2 separate regions of the Homo sapiens genome follow, and region 1 is linked to region 2. Evidence: chromatin loops called from intact Hi-C (ENCODE). Cell type or tissue: IMR-90. All regions are shown on one strand. Each heading gives the region's core, and the rest is flanking DNA. Links, peaks and the distances in the headings are about the cores only. Region 1 has its middle 94 kb from the start of TRT-TGT2-1. Region 2 has its middle 180 kb from the start of TRT-TGT2-1.

Region 1 (8,857 bases), core at 361-8,360, 87 kb before region 2:
ACTGGAAAGGAAAACATTCCACTAGGTTTTAACCAGAAAAATGATGTGGCGGGAAGACCAATCCTATCCAAAGTAAATGAAATAAGCCACCAGTGCAATTTGCTGATTCATTATCTGTTAAAGTATTATTGCCACAAAATGTACTATCTCAGGGCCTAGATAGCCCATTCAGCTCTTGGGTGTAAAACCCATTTCATTAATGAGCCTGGCATTTGCAGAACTTGTGCCCTGGTTTTCTTCTATGCTGAAATAATAAGTTGAATAACAAATTGTAAAGGCCGTGTTTCTCACTTGGGTTTCAGGGGGTCTGCCTCCTTCTATGAGGGTGAATATTTTAATGGTACTGTGCCTCCACGCAAAGACACAAAACACACACACCTACACACAAAACTGCCCAACATGGTGGGTAGCTTGCACAGACTTGGAAGCTAGCAGCTCTTAAAATTGGTGCAGAGACTTTTAAAATGAATCCTTTCATCCATTGAAGAAACTGCAAAGTGAATTAAATAAAATCAGGCTAAAAAGACTGATGACTCATAAGAAATAGAGCAACAGCCAATGACAAGTAGACCTTCCAGGAATAGAGCTCCCAGAGAAGTTCCCATTTTCCTTAGAGGAAAGTGAAGATGACCTTGACTCTATTAGCATATCTTGTTTGCTTTGGGAGAGCTGTTTCAGCTGGCTTGCCCAGGACGGGTGCATTTTCTGTTTAATTTGTGTGCCATCGCCCCCCTTATTCCCTAGGGCCCAGCATCTATTGGCTACTCAGTGATGCTGTTAATTTGCACCAAAACTGGCAGTGGCAAGACCTTGAAATTTTCTTATCTTGGGCCTTATAAATGATATTAAGCCCATCCTTTAGCATCTCTATGCCTCAGTGTGTTTACTGGAAAAACAGGTGAGTGAGAATGGGAGTCTGTAGATTTGCAACATAGAGATGTTAAAAGGATGCCTTCTGTCATCATGGCTCTACACTTCTTGACCTTCAACTCGAGCCAGTTTGTTTTTGGTATGTAATTTTGAGAAGTCTGACAACCTAATCATTCTTCTAAGATATTTATTTAGTTTTACTGAGCTTTCAGAGCAGCAGGTTTTATGTAACGGAAGCACTGAAATTGAAGCCTGGATACCTAGGTTTAAGGCCCAGCTCTGTCACTTACCAGGTGTGTGACCCCAGGCAAGTTACATAACCTCTTCAGGCTTTAGTTTGCCCATCTGTCAAATGGGAACCATGTCTGTGTTCCCTGTTCCCAGGGGTTTTGTGAACATCAGGTTTCATGATGCATGTGAAAGGGCTTTGAAAATGGCGAGGCAATATTTAAAGGTCAAGTATAATTATGAATACATTCTGATTCCTTTTAAAATTTCCATGTAATCATTTCTGTAGTCAAGCCTGCTTTTTATGCAAGGGACAACAGAGCACTCTCCTGAGCAGCCTGTTGTTTTTTGACTTTACTGTTATCCCACTTGCTGTTCAGTGATCTGGTTCCAGTTTTACCATCTAGAGACTGGTTCTTTCTGTGAGCATGTTTACTTCTCATTGTCATTAATTAAGATAAGGACAGTGATTTATAAGTCACACAGTTGCTTGAGGCATAGCATTTAAAAGTGCCACATGCACTTCTCCCTTTTAAGGTAACACCTTGCATTACAGTTAAAAACAGACTGTTTGTTTGCAGCATTTGGAGGCATTTTCGGGATTACATCTGTAGCTGCTGTAGAGCAATCAGGAGTGCTCACGAATAAGAAGGTTTGATAACCTCGTGCTGGGGTTTCTGGTGCTTGAGGAATGGCTGAGAGGCTTGAATGGGGCATTGCTGCAGTCTGCGAATCCAGAAGATCACTTGCAGTCTTTGTTTGCATATATAAGAACTATGAATGGACTTCTTTCTTCTGTGAAAAAACAGAAGCAACACAGAGGGTTTTTTTCTCCTTTTGAATCCTACTGAAATCATTCATCTGTTTTCCTTCTTGAGCCTTATGGTCACCGGGCTGGCCTGCCTTCCATCCACGTCATCTTGTCTGTCAAGGCATGGGATAGTGAGCCTGAAAGGACAGGGTGCAGCAACCTTCTGTGGCCCTACAGTGACTCTGGGGCATGTAACTGGAGCAGAGTGACAGGAGGAGGCAGGAGCATAGCAGTGTGGCTGCTGCTCCTGGAATTCATGGAAGAGTGGGTCTCCTGGCCTGCCCCCCTCAGAGGGCTGCTGTAGGGGCTCCCTTTTTAATTCTGACTGATGTAGTCTTTGGACCACCCATAGGGCCAATGGAAGCCACTGAGGAGTTGACAGGGCCCATTATGTTCTCACTGGAATTCCCATATTCTTTATCCTATGACTTCCCTGATACTTATTGAAACTTGGAAGTGTAGATCATTCACTCACTCATGCCTATCTGCAGGTGGCAGAAGTTTCAGTCAATTTGAATAAGTGTTTCATTGACTGAGATATGTACTAGAATCTGTTGACAAGTGGAAATGCATAGGTATTACAAGATACTCAAAAGTTGCAAACAGATTTGCATAATGCTCCTTCAGAGGAAAGAGTTCTTTTACCACAATCCTGTGAGGTAAGAAGAAGGATGTCTTTTTACAGTCAAGAAAATGGAGGCTCAGGGAAGGTGAGTGATTAGCACAGGTTACATCACTAGTAAACAAAAGAAGCAATCTCTACATCACATCTCATGTCTGAGGCCAGGGCTCTTTCCCTTTCACCACAGGATCTTGGGATTGTTGAACTGTGGGAAGGAGAGGAGAGGGCAAATTAGACAGAAGCTAGCAGTTCTAATTCCAGTTATGCTTGAGTCAATTTATATAATTGGGTACATTGGAGGCCAAGAGTTTTGTTTCATGTTATATTAGGAATTTCTATTATTTATTTTTTTCTAGAACAATGGTGTTCAAAACACTTCTTCCTTTTGCCAAATTAAATCTGACATAAATTCCCATATACAAAACTTAAATTGAATGGCTGTGATTGAAGCAGGGTGTGAGATCTTGCCTGCTCCACCTCCTCTTCCCCCTTGCCTCCTCTTGCCCCTCAAAATGGACTTGAGATGCTTTGAAAGCTTGAAGTGAGGAAGGAGCCTTCAGGTCAAAGGGGTTTCATTCTCTCTCTATCTCCTTGCCTCTTCCTGAGTTTTGTCAACTGTCTATCATTTAGTTGTCCTCCTCAAAAAAAATTTCCCAGGACGTTGTAGCATTCCTCCATGTTGCCCTCCAGCACTTGTGAGGAATCTGCTTTTGTTATACATTCCATGGCTTTTCCGGGTTCACAAATGCACAAGGAGAAAAGTGGTAGATGTCAGACTTTGTGTCATTCAACTGTTCCTTATTTCTGTTATAGCCATAACACAGAGGGGCATAGCATGCTGTCCAAGGACATCCCCTTCGCAGGCAGCTGGTCAATGAGCCAAGCCCTTGAGTATTTTCAGGGCAGTCAGTATCTTTTCTTGGCATCAAATTCTTCTGAGTCAGTGGCATGAAGCACCGAACCATGGTTGAAGGTTCTCCTCCAACCACATGTGGACTATGGGTGCATTAAACATCTGCTTGTCACCACTGATGCTGTGATAATCTATTTAAGCCCTGACGATTAGTGTCCAACTGCTAAATGATCTAGACACAGCCTTTTCCTGAACAATTATATTATAGCATTTCCTGGAAGTCTTCATAGGCCCTGAGATGGCAGGAGATCCCAGCTAGCTGTGCTTTGTTCCCTGTACTTGTGGATTATTGCCCTACCTTGAGCCTAAGTGGTTTTCTGTGGAATTGGGAAGGAATCTCATGCTTAGCTTAAATCTCCCCCTTATGCCTAGCTCTTTTCAGAAAGAAACTTCTGACTAAAGCAATCATTGGCTATAAAGATTTTCTGGAAATTTCTTATTTATATGACTTTTTTGTTTTCTCCGCATGTTTCAACATGTCTTAGTAGAGGACAACACACCCAGCCCTGTCCTTACTTGGGGGAAGTGCTGACAAGCTCTTGAACACTCTCTTCATCCCTCTCTTAGCTCTGCACCTGCCCCAACCCCCCGCCAAGGAAGGCTTAATGTGCAGTGTATTGGTTGGGTCTCTTGAGACGTACTGGCTAGCCCTTTTTGAGTAGATCCCAGTCTTTTATGAAATTATGCCACATTTCTGGCTCCTGGAGTGCATGCTGAAACACAGGGAGTCAAGCTCTACATTGGGAAGAGGTGGGTGGCCCCACTTAGGTCTTCTTGAGCCATGTGCTCCAGTTGTTTTTTGCCCAAGAAGTTTTGCCTGTGGGGCTTTTAGGCTCTTTCACAGTCCTGACTAAAACTTGATTTTGTTCCCCACTGAGCTGTTGCTCCTTATGAGTATTCTCCTCCTGCTGAGAACTTCAGAGCGTCAGGGTGAGGAGTGTGATTCAGGCATGAAAAATCCACCTCAAACCCTAACATTGCAAAGAACCCAAACAACTCCCCAAATGCCACAACTTCTGGGAAACATTCCTTTTTCCTTATTAGATTTCAGAGCTCGGATCACTTTCAGTGATTCACTTTCAATTGCTTTTTAATATTGCAACGAGTGACCGTAGACAGCCTGGGTGGTAGGTTTCAAATGATCTTAGTACCCCCAAAACTATTTATCTGACTTTTGACAACTGAATTTTCCCTACCTAAGTTTCTCAAGGCTATGCAGGAACCTCTCAGTCATCATCCTTACCTTCCCCAGTTCTTTGTCTCACTAGGCTTAGAGGCCCCAGATAGTTATTGAATGGTAACTTTGCCCAAGCTGATGAAGAAAAGAGAAAGCGGAGGCAAGAAATGATCTAGTGACCTCATCCAGCATCAGCAGCCAGTCAGGATGGTCTGGAACAAGTATGCAATATGCCTTTCCTTACGGTTGTTTTTTGTTTGATGGATCTAAGCCATTCTTCTTTAACAAATCTCATTAGCATTCTTTACTCCAGCGGTATAATAAAATGGGGGACACTGGCATCTCCTTGAGTGTGGTAAGAGAATCAGACATGGCTATGGTTGGGTTGAAATTATTTTGTCAAAATAAATTCACAGAGTAAAATGATGGGATGGGGGAGGGGAAGACTCTTTGAACTCCCTCCTCAATCTTTAATTTCTGAAGTCTCTCAGCTCCCCAAAGAAAGCCTCTGTCTGAGTCACTCCCTATTCTCTATAATAAGAGCAGCTTCCCCTTGTTGTGAAGTAGTCAAGGTGTCTGTGGCTCCCTCTCCTGCAGCCCTTTCTCTCCTCTGTGTTGTCACTCTCTTCCTCTCTCATCAGCTTCCCAGGGACACCTCCTTCTCTCCTTTCCCATGGAGTAAGGGGGAAAATAAAAGGCAGTGTTCCTCTCTAATGCTACCTCAGAGGAAGCCATGTCAGCAAAATAAATCCACACCTGCCTTCCCCCATTGCGCTGCGGGGCTTTGTGGCCATAACGGTGCCCTGTGGGACCATGCCAGCTGCCTTTGCCTGTGGGGAGCAGCTGTGAGATCCTGGACCAAATAGAATTCCTGGGAGAACAGGCGGACAGGCAAGAGGAAGGTGAGTCAGAGCTGATTAGCTCTATGCAAGCCGTCCTCAGGCCACATTTCTTTGGTCTTAAGTGGAGGCCTGTATATGCTGGCTGAGATAGCCTAATGGGTCCTCTGCTTCAGTTGATGGATGAGCAGTGCGTAGGCAGTTAGCATTTTACGATTCATCCAGATGAGGCAGACCCAGGTAAATGGAAGGACTGGCCATTCTATGATTCTAACAGTGAACGCATCACTGACGTTTCACTTCCGTCAGCCCTGTAAGCTACTGAATGCAGCTGGGCTACTGTGTGCTGCAGAGGAATTAACTTTGACGTAATGGAATTTTGTTTTCACTACTGCTCATAAAAACAACCTCCTCGAGCAAAGGAAAATGTATGCAGCAATTTGTGCGCTTCTAGTAATGAACATGGTCCAGAGCGTTCTTACAGATGGAAATGGCGTCCCTACAGACCAGGACTGGCTGATGAATGATTAACAAAAAGGAGTACTTCCAAGATGCTGGTCCCAGAGAGATAATGGGGAGTGATGGTATAGGCTGGAGGGAAGACAACGTGCTTGAAAAGGTGTGCCCCACTCATGGATAGCCTGACTCAGAATCTTCCTTTGCCTGACTCTTCCTGGAGACCCTGAACTTCCCTCTGGGATGGGGCATGATATTCCCCCAATACCCTTACTTACTCCATTGCCCTGTGCATCCCCACTCCCCACCCTTTCTTTCAGAGGTAATCTCTCTTGGCTCTGTTTCCCTGCTGTTAGATTCTCCCCGGGGCCTGAAAGCTTAAGGAGATGAATAACTCCTCCCTTCTCAGGCCCAGTCCCAAGGCGCAAGGCCACTTATGTCAGCAGCGTGCACCAGCAAAATAGCAGAAGCAGGAAGAGAGCCAGTCGGAAGACAGCTATCCTGGCCGGAAGACCCCTGAAGATGGAGAAAGAGGCCATCTGGGTACAACATAGCAGTTATGTCGGAGTAGGACACTTCCTGTTTACAGAAGACTATAAAACCTTTGCCCCGTCCTCACTTGGGGCTGACGTCATTTTAGGCCTCAGCCCGCCTGCACCCAGGCGCTCATTAAAACAGCATGTTGTTCCACACCACCTCGTGTTGTCTGTTGGCGTGCTCTCGGGGTTCAAACCGATACAAAAACCTTACACCTGCAACCTCACCCTTCATTTCCCCAATTCTCTACTAACCAAATCTTTATGTCTACTGCCAGTTTGATCATCACTACTTACCAGTCTCTGTGTAATAGTGTTCCTTGGAGAGCCCTATGAGGGACCCCAGATCCCAACTATGCACACTTCTATGTTCAATGTTGTTCAGGTAAGGCCTTCAGGTGATTTCTGTGCTTGGCCTGACGTGTAACCTGGCATTATAATAAAATGCTGTGGTTACCCTTTGAGTTTCTGCCTATCTTAACCCTGGCATAGTTAAGAGTTCAGACAAGAAATCTGGGTTACTTGTGGATATATTTTATAAGGCCAGAACTCTCTGTGTCAGGATCGAGGAACTCTGAGTCCCAGGGCATGGGGCCTTAGGTTCTTGAACCCACAGACAGGGACCAACAGCTGCAGTGGGATTCAGCGAAGGGCCAAGGTCCTAAGGGAGCCTGTGTCCTCAGTTATGCTCACACTTTTGCAGGGAGAAGTCTTGAGTAGACTTACTTTTGTTCCCACACTGGCAGCGTAATGGAAGTGCCTTCACTGGGAAAACAATAGAGAGGTTAGTTAATGGGCTTTGGAGTCAGACTGAAGTGGCTTGAGTCCCAGCTCAGGCACTTATTTGTTATGTGACCTTGGGTAAGTTGCCAGTCTTCCCTGTGGTAGATTAAAGATGGTCACATAATCTTTTTACATACTGCTATCAAGGGTTGGGAACTACTTCCCCTCCTCTTGCAACTGGGCTGGCCTGAGACTGTTTTGACCAATACAGTACATTTGAAGTGATGCTAAGCCAGTTCTTCATCTAGCTTTCAAGAAGATTAGCAGCTTCTTTCTTGGTCTTTTGTGGCCCTGAGTTGCCATGGAAGAAGTCCAAGTCTTCTGCCAGAGATAGAGGTCATGTGGAGGTACCCTGGACCCCTGGACATGGGAGTGAAGAAGCCATCTTGGATGTCTGGCGCAGTTCAGCCATCAGATGAATGGTAGCCCCAGCTGACATCTGGCTGCAACTGTGTGAGAGACCTCGAGCAAGAACTGCCCAGCTGAGCCCCAGTCAACTCACATAATCATGAGAAATAATAAGTTGTTGTTTTAAGCCATTATGTTTTAGGGGTGGTTTGTGATGAAACAACAGATAACCAGAACGCTCTACAAGTTTCTATTTCCTCATCAGTAAAATTGAGATAATAGTGGACCTGCCTGGTAAGTGGATGTAAGGATTAAATAGGAGGCTGCGACCTAAGTGCCTAGCAATGCTTGATATATAGTTATATTTTTATTAGGCTGCATATGATAGATGTTCAAAATATTGATTTTGAGTACAGTGAGTTTGAACCCCAATACACTGGATTCTGGGAAGGGGGTTAAAGATCTGTGTGCCCTGGTGAAATCAGAAGGGCTTGAATTTTATCTGAGTTAATGGCATAAAAAATGGGTTCTGGAAAGATGAAGCTGGCCTCGGTGGTCAGAGAGCAGGAGCAGGGCGGGTGGAATTTTAAGTTTCCGAAGGGCTATGTGATGTTATGGGTCAGGCGTGCTAACTGGCATTCCTTTGTGTTCCTTGGAAAATCACTTTATTTTCTTGCTTTTGTTTTCCCATCTTCCCCAGGAAGGAAACAAAAGGGAGATGAATAATCCCATTATTAGATTTTTAAGATATTCTCCAGACCTCTGGGAGTCTTGTGAACTTTGGATTTTTGTCAGGACTTCTCTCAAAGCTTTCTTACCTATGTATCATCAAACTGTTTATTAACTCTTTCCTATCTCTCCTTATACTGATCATAGCATTTATTTTATGCTTACTTCTGTCTTTCCCACTAGATCGTATCGTCAATGAGGCTCAAGACATCCATTCCAAGTCTTCAAACTCTATTATAAAATCTGGCACAAAGTGAATGTTCAATAATTGCAAATGAATGATAGTCATCAGTGTGGTTTTGGGGTCCAAGCCTCAGAGATCATGCCCAGGGAAATCCAGGACCACTGGGAAAAGGATTCACACATTTAATTGTGTTGGCTTTTTGCACCTCTGTCTGTTCTAGTAAGTGACAATTTAAGCAGAGTGGTTTAATGACTTTGGTGAGTCTTAATGAATCCAAGAATATACAAGGGAAGAGACTAGTTCCATTTTATTAGTGCTTCTTGAATACTATGTTAAGGGGAAAAAACAACTCAGAGCACTG
Region 2 (8,857 bases), core at 259-8,258:
TATCTCTTGATGTCTATATGTCTCCTCTCTAACAGGGCCTGTTTTTAGTGTCAGTTCAGATTCTGCATCCAGATTATGTGGCTGTCAACATATCTGGCCTTCTGTAAGGTACTTTCAGGCTTCAAATTCACCCATTGTTGTGGCTCTGCTACTCTTCTAACAAGGCCTGTGCCTGATTTTAAGCATAGTCTACTGTCTGGCTGCAGTGGATAAAGATATCTTTAAACACTGCCATAAAGATATTCTAGCTCTTGCATTTTCCCCCGAATTACTAATTGCATATATTTTTTTCAGTTCATCGATTGTAAGTGGCAGTAACCCAACTCCACGGTCTTTTACCAAATCTCCCATACATTTCAACTAATATAGGTATCACGCATGCCAGTGCATCCCCTTCCATCTGTATCCTATCCAAATTCACTACAAATAAAAGTCTTAGCAATTGGGGCAGCATGCTAGTGGATGTCTACACTCTATTTCCCCATAACAGTGGGTCTCTTGTTAGCATTTGTCTAGTGAGTGATCCAGTTCTAAAATCCTATCCTGAGAGTCTGCTTTTTAGGACCAAGCATGGAACCAGCTATCTTAGGTTGGGTTTCCAAAAGCAGAGGCTAAACTGAGAATTTATTGAAAATGATTTATTAGGAAATGCTTCAAAGAAAGTCTGGTAGGGAGTGGAGAAGTGGAACTTGGAAGAAAGATACCGAATGAGGATATAGTGCAACAGGAACAACGCAGTAAGGTTTCCCCCTAGGCATTAGAAGTAGAACACCACACCCCAATGACTCACACCGGTGGCCGAAGATGGGAACTTAGAGGCATCTGTTTTGCCTAGCAGACTGGATTCTCTGCTTTTCTTGCTGCTTCCTTTAAATAGACCATTCAGGCATTTACCCTTGAACTTAAAGTGACCTGCACCCTGTTCCCTTACATATACTGCTAGTTTCCACACTCTCAGTCTCTCTGCCTGATTCTTTATTCCTGCCTTGTGTGACCGGGGGCAGGGGGACTGCCTCCCAACTCATTGTGCCCTCCCTGCCTAGGATTTGTAAGTAATAAGTCTTTGAACTTATTTCCTATTGTGGTAGTGTATTGAATTTGAGTCTTCCTTCTGAAGAACCAGGAGCTACTCTAGGCTAGGTTTGCCCCAGGATGCCCCAGGAGAACACAAAGTTGGACTCCTTGCACCAGAACGATACTCAAGCAGGCATAAGTTGGACATGGGTCAGACCTGACCACAAGGGTGTTTTCCAGTATAAACAAGTCTCCTATGTGAGGGACCCTTGGTCATGGGTCAGACAACTGGGTATTAGGTCCTCCACCAGGTAAAAGAAGTATCCCATGAAAGGGACACTGTAAATACCCATGCCTAACTCCCCTTCATGTCTCACTGGGGCAGGATTGCCAGCTACTCTGGTACCGGAACCCCACTTTCGCTGGGGGCTCCCAAAACATGGTATCAAAGTTGCACAAAAGATAATTTTGTCTCACTACTGCAGGGGAGTTCCAAAAACAGTGGCGGTCGTATTTCAGAGTGATCCTCATTAGTGTAAGGGAGCAAAAACATTTATATTGCTGCACCACAGATGTTGGCTTAGGGCTGTCCCTGTGGGAACGTAAATTTCTAGGCACTTCTGGCTCTCTGCACCTAGGCAAAAGAGGTAACAGCAGCCTGAGGGCAAGTTCTTTGAAAAGGAGATTTAAATGCTGGCTGTTGGGAGTGGGGAAATAGCAGGAGCTCGGATCCGTGAAAATGCCAAATGTGTCTGAGGACTCATGAGTAGAGCAGCAACAAGGCCCACTCTTCTGGCCCTGAGATTCTCTCCTAATTCATTCATCATGGTTTCATTCACTTATCTGGGTTTGAAATCTACTTACAACACTTACTTACTGCCTGACTTGGACAAGGTATCGAACTCCTCTGTAACTCAGTTTCTCCATCTATAAAATGGGTATGATAAAGCACCTCTATAAATATAATATGTTGTTGTGAGGAATAAATGAGACAATACATGTAAATAACTCAGAACACTCTGCTTGACCCAGAAATGACACTCAGTGAATGGTAGTTTTTTATTATGACTGAAAAAAAGAAGAAGCAAATGAAGATGAGAAATGAGCTTGCTAATAATCCTCAGTACAGAGATGGTCTGTGTGGCTACGATCTTTTCTTTCTGCCAAATATGGGAAATAGAGCCAGAGTGGATAGCTGCAGCATGAAAGGACAAACTGGAGATTTTCCTCTGATGAAGAGTGTGTCTATAAGGGCAAGTATTTTTTCTCATAAGAAGAGATAAGGATAAAGGAACTTTGATCCCAGGTGAAATGAGGAAGCTGTACATAAATCCAGGATATTGATTATATTGAAGCAAGTTGGTGAAAGAAGCATCTGAGAGGTCCTTGAAATGAGGAAGGAAATTAAGTATCAAAACCTTGAATAATTATTTTTTAAAAGTACAAAATTATATTAAATTTATTTTATTATAAAACATTTTCCCCATATATTATCAAAAATTATTTTAGCCCTTTTCATTAGGAGTTGCATGGTTTGTATGGATAAAGATTTTTTTTAAAAGCCCTGATTTCTTCCCTGCATCTGAACCCAATATTACCTTATAGTTTAGACCATATGACCTAGGCCTTTTGCCAAAACCTTGTAGCAACTGTTGGGAGAGGCAATCCTTTATGAGCTCTGAGTGTCCCTGCACATCCTTGCTGCATTTTTCAAGAATGCAGGCCTTGATCACTCTTTGCCTGGGTCATTGCTCAGGGTCATGTTTGCAGCGAGCAACCTTGAGGAATGAGGTAATGACTCTTTGGAACAAAGAGCAGGCTTGCTATAGTGGAGGTGGAGTCCCCAAACTCAGAGCTCCTCCACTGTGATGCAAACCCATTACGTGTGCAGCATTCGCTAGGGCTGCTTCAAGTTGCCCCTGCAGGAATTAGATGAGGAGGAGACAAAGGGACCTGACATAAACATAAACTCATGCTGCTGGACAAGCTGTGAGTAATAATGTCATTTATGACAGATCTAGAAATCTCATATCTTCTGTCAGCATCCGGGAAATAGTAACAGGTTAACTTGTTAGCTTGTAAGTAGGATAAGAATGCCAGATCCTGAGAGCAACATTTCTATCTTAGGAAATATACATGAAACTGTTCCCATAGCATTAATAAGAATTATATGCAGGCATTAGACAAAAGTACAGATAAATGTTAATCAGATTATCCTTTGACTAACTTCCCTGTAGCTGCTTAGGGACCATGTAGGCCAGGACATAAACTCTAACTTCCTCATTTTTCCTATAAATAGCATCTTTAACATCAGGGGCACAAGACTTCCCATTTGAGATGTTTTTCAGAACAGCTGATGCCAACTAGTCCTTGGTTCCCATCAAGAAACCAAGTCAGCATGAGAATGCTATTTCTTTACCTCTCTGTCCCGTGACTTCACCCTTCATTCTTCAACCAGTCAACACCTTGGCCTACTACCTGTCCAAATTCCTTAAAACACCTAGACCCAAGCTCTCCACGGAGATGGATTTGAGGTTTCCTCCCATCTCTTCATTTGGCAGCCTTATGATTAAAACTTTCTCTGCTGCAAACCAATATCTTGGTGTATTGACTTGCTGCACATTAGGCAATGCCTGGTATGATTACATGTCTCTTCAGAATAAAGAGAAGGGCAGTTCAAGGAGAAGCATGGTTGTATGCGTTAAATCTTGAAAGGAATCCGTAATGTTGAGGCTTAACAACTGTCCAGATGTGGGTAACCAAATTCCCAGGGCTCTGGATGGGATCTTGAGGAAACTGTCAAAAGTTTGTGGTGGGATGTCCCAAGGTGGTGGGATGACTACCTTAAAGGAAAAGAAAGCAGTTGATCTAGGGCTAGGAGAGGAAGAGATGAACAACAGTGTTCTCCATTTGCAAGATAGGTCCCCTTTATGTGGGGATTTGAGACTGAGAGGCAAATGAGATCAGAGTCCTAAGGCCTTTATAAAGATCCAGAGGGTCAGGTAAAGGGAACAGGAACTGGCTTGGTAAGTAGCAGTGCCTGGACTTAGAAAAAGAAGTGGAATGAATTCTAGAAGGTCACAATAGAAGTTGTGTACTAGCCTGCAAAACATGACAAATCTCCATATTTTAACATCTCTGAAATATAGGGACATTCTTATAATCAATAGTGTCAAATAGTTGGAGGAATATACCAATGCTATCATTGATCCCATCTCTATTATTCTTCAAGCCTTGATCTTTGTTCCTGCATAATTGCCTCATAGAATCTCACATGCAAAGTTTGGATAAAGGCAACTGCTGATGTCTACATTTGGGAACAAATGCAATATGGTTTATTTGGCTTGCTGCTTTTCTCTTGAGGGAAGGATGAATCACTGACTGGTCTTGTAGTTGTGCCATTGAGTCCAAGTGGTAGGGATAGGTTGCAGGTTGGAGTGTCTGGCTGAGAGCAAAGCAATGGCTCCAGCTACTGGTGTCTAAGGGCTGTAGCCATGATAGACCAAGGACCCAAGGCAGGTGCTTGTCCACTTAAGTGATCAGAGAATTTAATGGGTCTTTGTGGTGATTATCTCACAAAATCTGAGCCAGGTGAGTTTGGTGCCTGGGAGATCAATTTACAGGTCTGAAGCTCCAGACACCCTATGGGGCTCAGGGTTAGGGATTTTGTCCCCAGGAAAGAAAACTTCCAAGGGTAAATCTGAGCTCTGGTTCTAGAAACTTCAAGATAAAAGGCCAGTTATGGGGCACATTGAGTGGGGCATCTCAGGATTTAGAACTAGAATTGAGGAGGCTGTTGTCAGAAGGAAGGTGCCTAATGGAGGTTGGGGGTGGAGGTGGGTCACAAACCCAGAAAACAATGTTTTTGTTTTGTTTTTAAACATAAATCCTTGCCATTTGAAAGAGAAAGGTAGAGATTTCCCTCAATTCCAGTGAATCCTGTGTTGTCAATGAAACATCTTTTAGAATCTTCAGTTGGAAAAAAATATGAGAACTTCTCTTGCCTAGTCTTCTGATTCTAGTGTGCAAATATTGGGGCCTTTCCTATTCTAGCAAACCTCAGGGTGTGTCCTAAGTTTACATCTGCAAACCCGTCTATATAACCCACCTCATAATGTGAGACCAGCTCCTGAGAACATCACTCACAGTAGATGTTCTGGGATAGATTGCTCCCTTCCTGCCTGTGTTCCCCCTCTCCAGCTCCATCCTCCTGTGTCCCTGGCTTATGACTTCCTGAGTTTGTCTTTAGTCTTGACCATGGATTTTGCTTCACTAGTGCTGACCACTAGCATTTTATTTGGATGTCATTTGCACTACCTCACTGTTTTTTTCCACTTCCTTCTTTTTAGGACATTAATCTGTCTACTCAGACCAAAGCCCAACCTTGACCTGCTTGGCCATGGGCCCGCCTGGCCTGGCTCTACCTTCTTGGGAGGGGAGATTATACTGTTGGATACGGGATATCAAAATCTCCTTGGGTTTAGCTAGTTAAAAAGACATATGTCTTGATATTTCATCAGCCCCGAGTGTTTTTTTAAAAATCATTATGGGAAAAAGAAGATAAGGCATTTTGGGAGCTTTTATCATTTTGAAGATCATTCTGCAGTAGAGTGATAAAAAATACCAGCAATGCAAACATCTGGGTGAAAGAGCAGCAAATCAAGTCATAATTCTTTTTTATGTGCAAATATTTATATTCTCCCAGGCCTTGTATCCTCAGTTAGTGTCTGATGTAGAGTCAAAGGAATGTTTCACTACATTTAATAATGAGCATGAGGAACAAACCTCAAGTGTGACGCCATCTGCAAAGCAGTGTGTATTTCAAGTTTGTTGACAGAACTTCCTAGAGGGCAATTGGAAAAAGAAGCTTAATTCCTAATGAGAAGATATCTTACATTTTCCTTACTCCATGAAAAGGACCACTTATAATTTTTTCCATTTCTAACAGTAACAATTTTAACACTCAAAATCAGTTTCTTAAGTCCTAAAGGGATTGGAGACATATTTCTCCAGAAATCTCCACTATGATGGGGAATGAGATCTGGTCCAGTACAGAAAGCATTCACATCATAGGAATTAGGGGACACACATTTATTTACATATTTATTTTTAGAAAGTTTAGACACTTAGACTTTAGAAAATCTGTTTTTCATAGGAAGAAGTCTTTCCTAAATTATTTGTATAGGCCTGGAACTGGGGAGGAGGAAGAACTTTCTCTTTGGAAGTTTTCAAACACTTTACATAGCATTAAATGTTATTTGTCAGACTATCATAGCATTATCTATAGGGTAATTAAATATCTTAGAACTATGCTGTGATTTTATTTGCTGCTGAGTGGAGATGGGTTCTGTGGCTAGTGTACTAGGATAATCTTTTTCTAATAATCTCATTTATTCTTGAGAATCATCTAAAATAAAAAATAGCATTTTGTTGCCCAGCATTAACTTTATAATTGTTTTTCTGGGATGAGAGAGGGCTTGTGGGACATATAATTCACACTTTGACAAGAGAGGTGCTAGGAGAATAGATGTAGGACAATACAGTGCCAGATTCAATAGAGGAAAATGGAATTTAAAGATGGAAGATTCACAAACTAGAAATCCATAAGTTGACATTGACTTGTGTGGGTTTCTTGCCACTAATACCAAGAAAGGAAAGGGATGATCATCAGAAGCCAGCATGGATTCACTTATGAGCAAGTCAAGGCTGACTAGTGTTATCCGTTATCTATGCACCTATACTTGAGCCTGTACATATACCTATACCTGTATCTATACCTATGGCTATGTCTATGCCACATGTATCTCCATCTAATAGTATGTATTTGTTCACAAATCACCACTAAAGAACTTACTCTTATAACCAAATACCACCTGCTCCCCAAAAACCTATGGAAATAAAATATTTTTTAAGAAAGGAATTCTATAGATATAATCAATCAGAATTTTAGCAATAAATGTGATGAGATCTTCCATTGCATCCTCTAGGAATGTAGAGATGGGAATTGTGGGCTCGAGTGCATAAAACTAGGTAAATTCATAATTAATTGAATGAGCTAAACCACTGCCTCTGAAAGAAAAATTTCTCTAAAAGACCAGTGCTGATTCAGATTATTTTTATTAAAGTATTACAAAAAAGGGAAAGAACAAAAAAGTAGGTATAAACTCATTATGTAATAGCTTTTATTAAAATGTGGACAGGTTATTTTTATTTTTATTTTTTATTTTAGGTTTGAGGATACATGTGCAGGTTTGTTATATAGGTAACCTCATGTTATGGGGGTTTGTTGTACAGATTATTTTGTCACCCACGTACTAAGCTTAGTATCCAGTAATTATTGTTTCTCCTCCTCCCACTTCTCCCACCCTCTGTCTTCAAGTAGGCTCCAGTTGCTTTCTTTGTGTCCTTGAGTTCTCTTCATTTAGCTCTCACTTATAAGTGAGAACACGAGGTATTTGATTTTCTGTTCCTGCTTTAGTTTATAAGGATAATGGCTTCTAGCTCCATCTATGTTCCCACAAAAGACATTATCTTATTCCTTTTTATGGCTGCACAGTATTCCATGGTGTATATGTACCACATTTTCTTTATCCAATCTGTCATTGATGGGCATTTAGGTTGATTCCATGTGTTTGCTATTTTGAATAGTGCTGGAAGTTCATTGCATACATGTGCCTTTATAATATAACAATTTATATTCCTCTGGGTATGTACCTAGTAATGGGATTTCTGGGTTGAATGTTATTTCTGTCTGTAGATCTTTGAGGAATGGCCACACTGTCTTCTACAATGGTTGAACTAATTTACACTCCCACTAACAGTGTATAGGTGTTCCCTTTTCTCCACAACTTCACCAGCATCTGTTATTTTTTTATTTTTTAATATTAGCCATTCTGACTGGTGTGAGATGGCATTTCATTGTGGGTTTTGATTTGCGTTTCTCTAATGATCATTGATGTTGAGCTTCTTTTCGTATGCTTGTTGGCTGCATGTATGTCTTCTTTAGAAAAGTGTCTGTTCGACACCTCTCAAAAGAAGACATTTATGCAGCCAAAAAACACATGAAGAAATGCTCAGCATCACTGGCCATCAGAGAAATGCAAATCAAAACCACAATGAGATACCATCTGACACCAGTTAGAATGGCAATCATTAAAAAGTCAGGAAACAACAGGTGCTGGAGAGGATGTGGAGAAATAGGAACACTTTTACACTGTTGCTGGGACTGTAAACTAGTTCAACCATTGTGGAAGTCAGTGTGGCAATTCCTCAGGGATCTAGAACTAGAAATACCATTTGACCCAGCCATCCCATTACTGGGTATATACCCAAAGGACTATAAATCATGCTGCTATAAAGACACATGCACATGTATGTTTATTGCGGCATTATTCACAATAGCAAAGACTTGGAATCCACCCAAGCGTCCAACAATGATAGACTGGATTAAGAAAATGTGTCACATATACACCATGGAATACTATGCAGCCATAAAAAATGATGAGTTCACGTCCTTTGTAGGGACATGGATGAAACTGGAAATCATCATTCTCAGTAAACTATCGCAAGAACAAAAAACCAAACACCACATATTCTCACTCATAGGTGGGAATTGAACAATGAGAACACATGGACACAGGAAGGGGAACATCACACTCTAGGGACTGTTGTGGGGTGGGGGGAGTGGGGAGGGATAGCACTGGGAGATATACCTAATGCTAGATGACGAGTTGGTGGGTGCAGTGCACCAGCATGGCACATGTATACATATGTAACTAACCTGCACATTGTACACATGTACCCTAAAACTTAAAGTATAATAATAATAAATTCAAAAAAAAAA

The links. Hi-C counts contacts between places; a loop is a spot of excess contacts. Peaks named below come from ENCODE experiments on the same cell type or tissue, not always from the same donor. Only the 100,000 strongest peaks of a DNase experiment are listed, where the experiment ranks them.
Region 1: it touches region 2 in a loop (6-fold over the local background); 2 of 110 quality-filtered maps call a loop at or near these places.

Annotation. Positions count from the first base shown.
Region 1 is chr1:222,367,050-222,375,906 of GRCh38, reverse strand. No RefSeq gene overlaps it. Among named protein-coding and RNA genes, the nearest start is that of TRT-TGT2-1, 94 kb to the left of the region's middle. In IMR-90, for the core only: no CTCF peak of the experiment used is centred there; DNase peaks (open chromatin) are centred at 4,396 and 5,586; H3K4me3 peaks cover 346 bases; H3K27ac peaks cover 3,389 bases.
Region 2 is chr1:222,280,194-222,289,050 of GRCh38, reverse strand. No RefSeq gene overlaps it. Among named protein-coding and RNA genes, the nearest start is that of TRT-TGT2-1, 180 kb to the left of the region's middle. In IMR-90, for the core only: CTCF peaks have their summits at 740, 4,456 and 5,693; DNase peaks (open chromatin) are centred at 4,390 and 5,760; H3K27ac peaks cover 1,830 bases.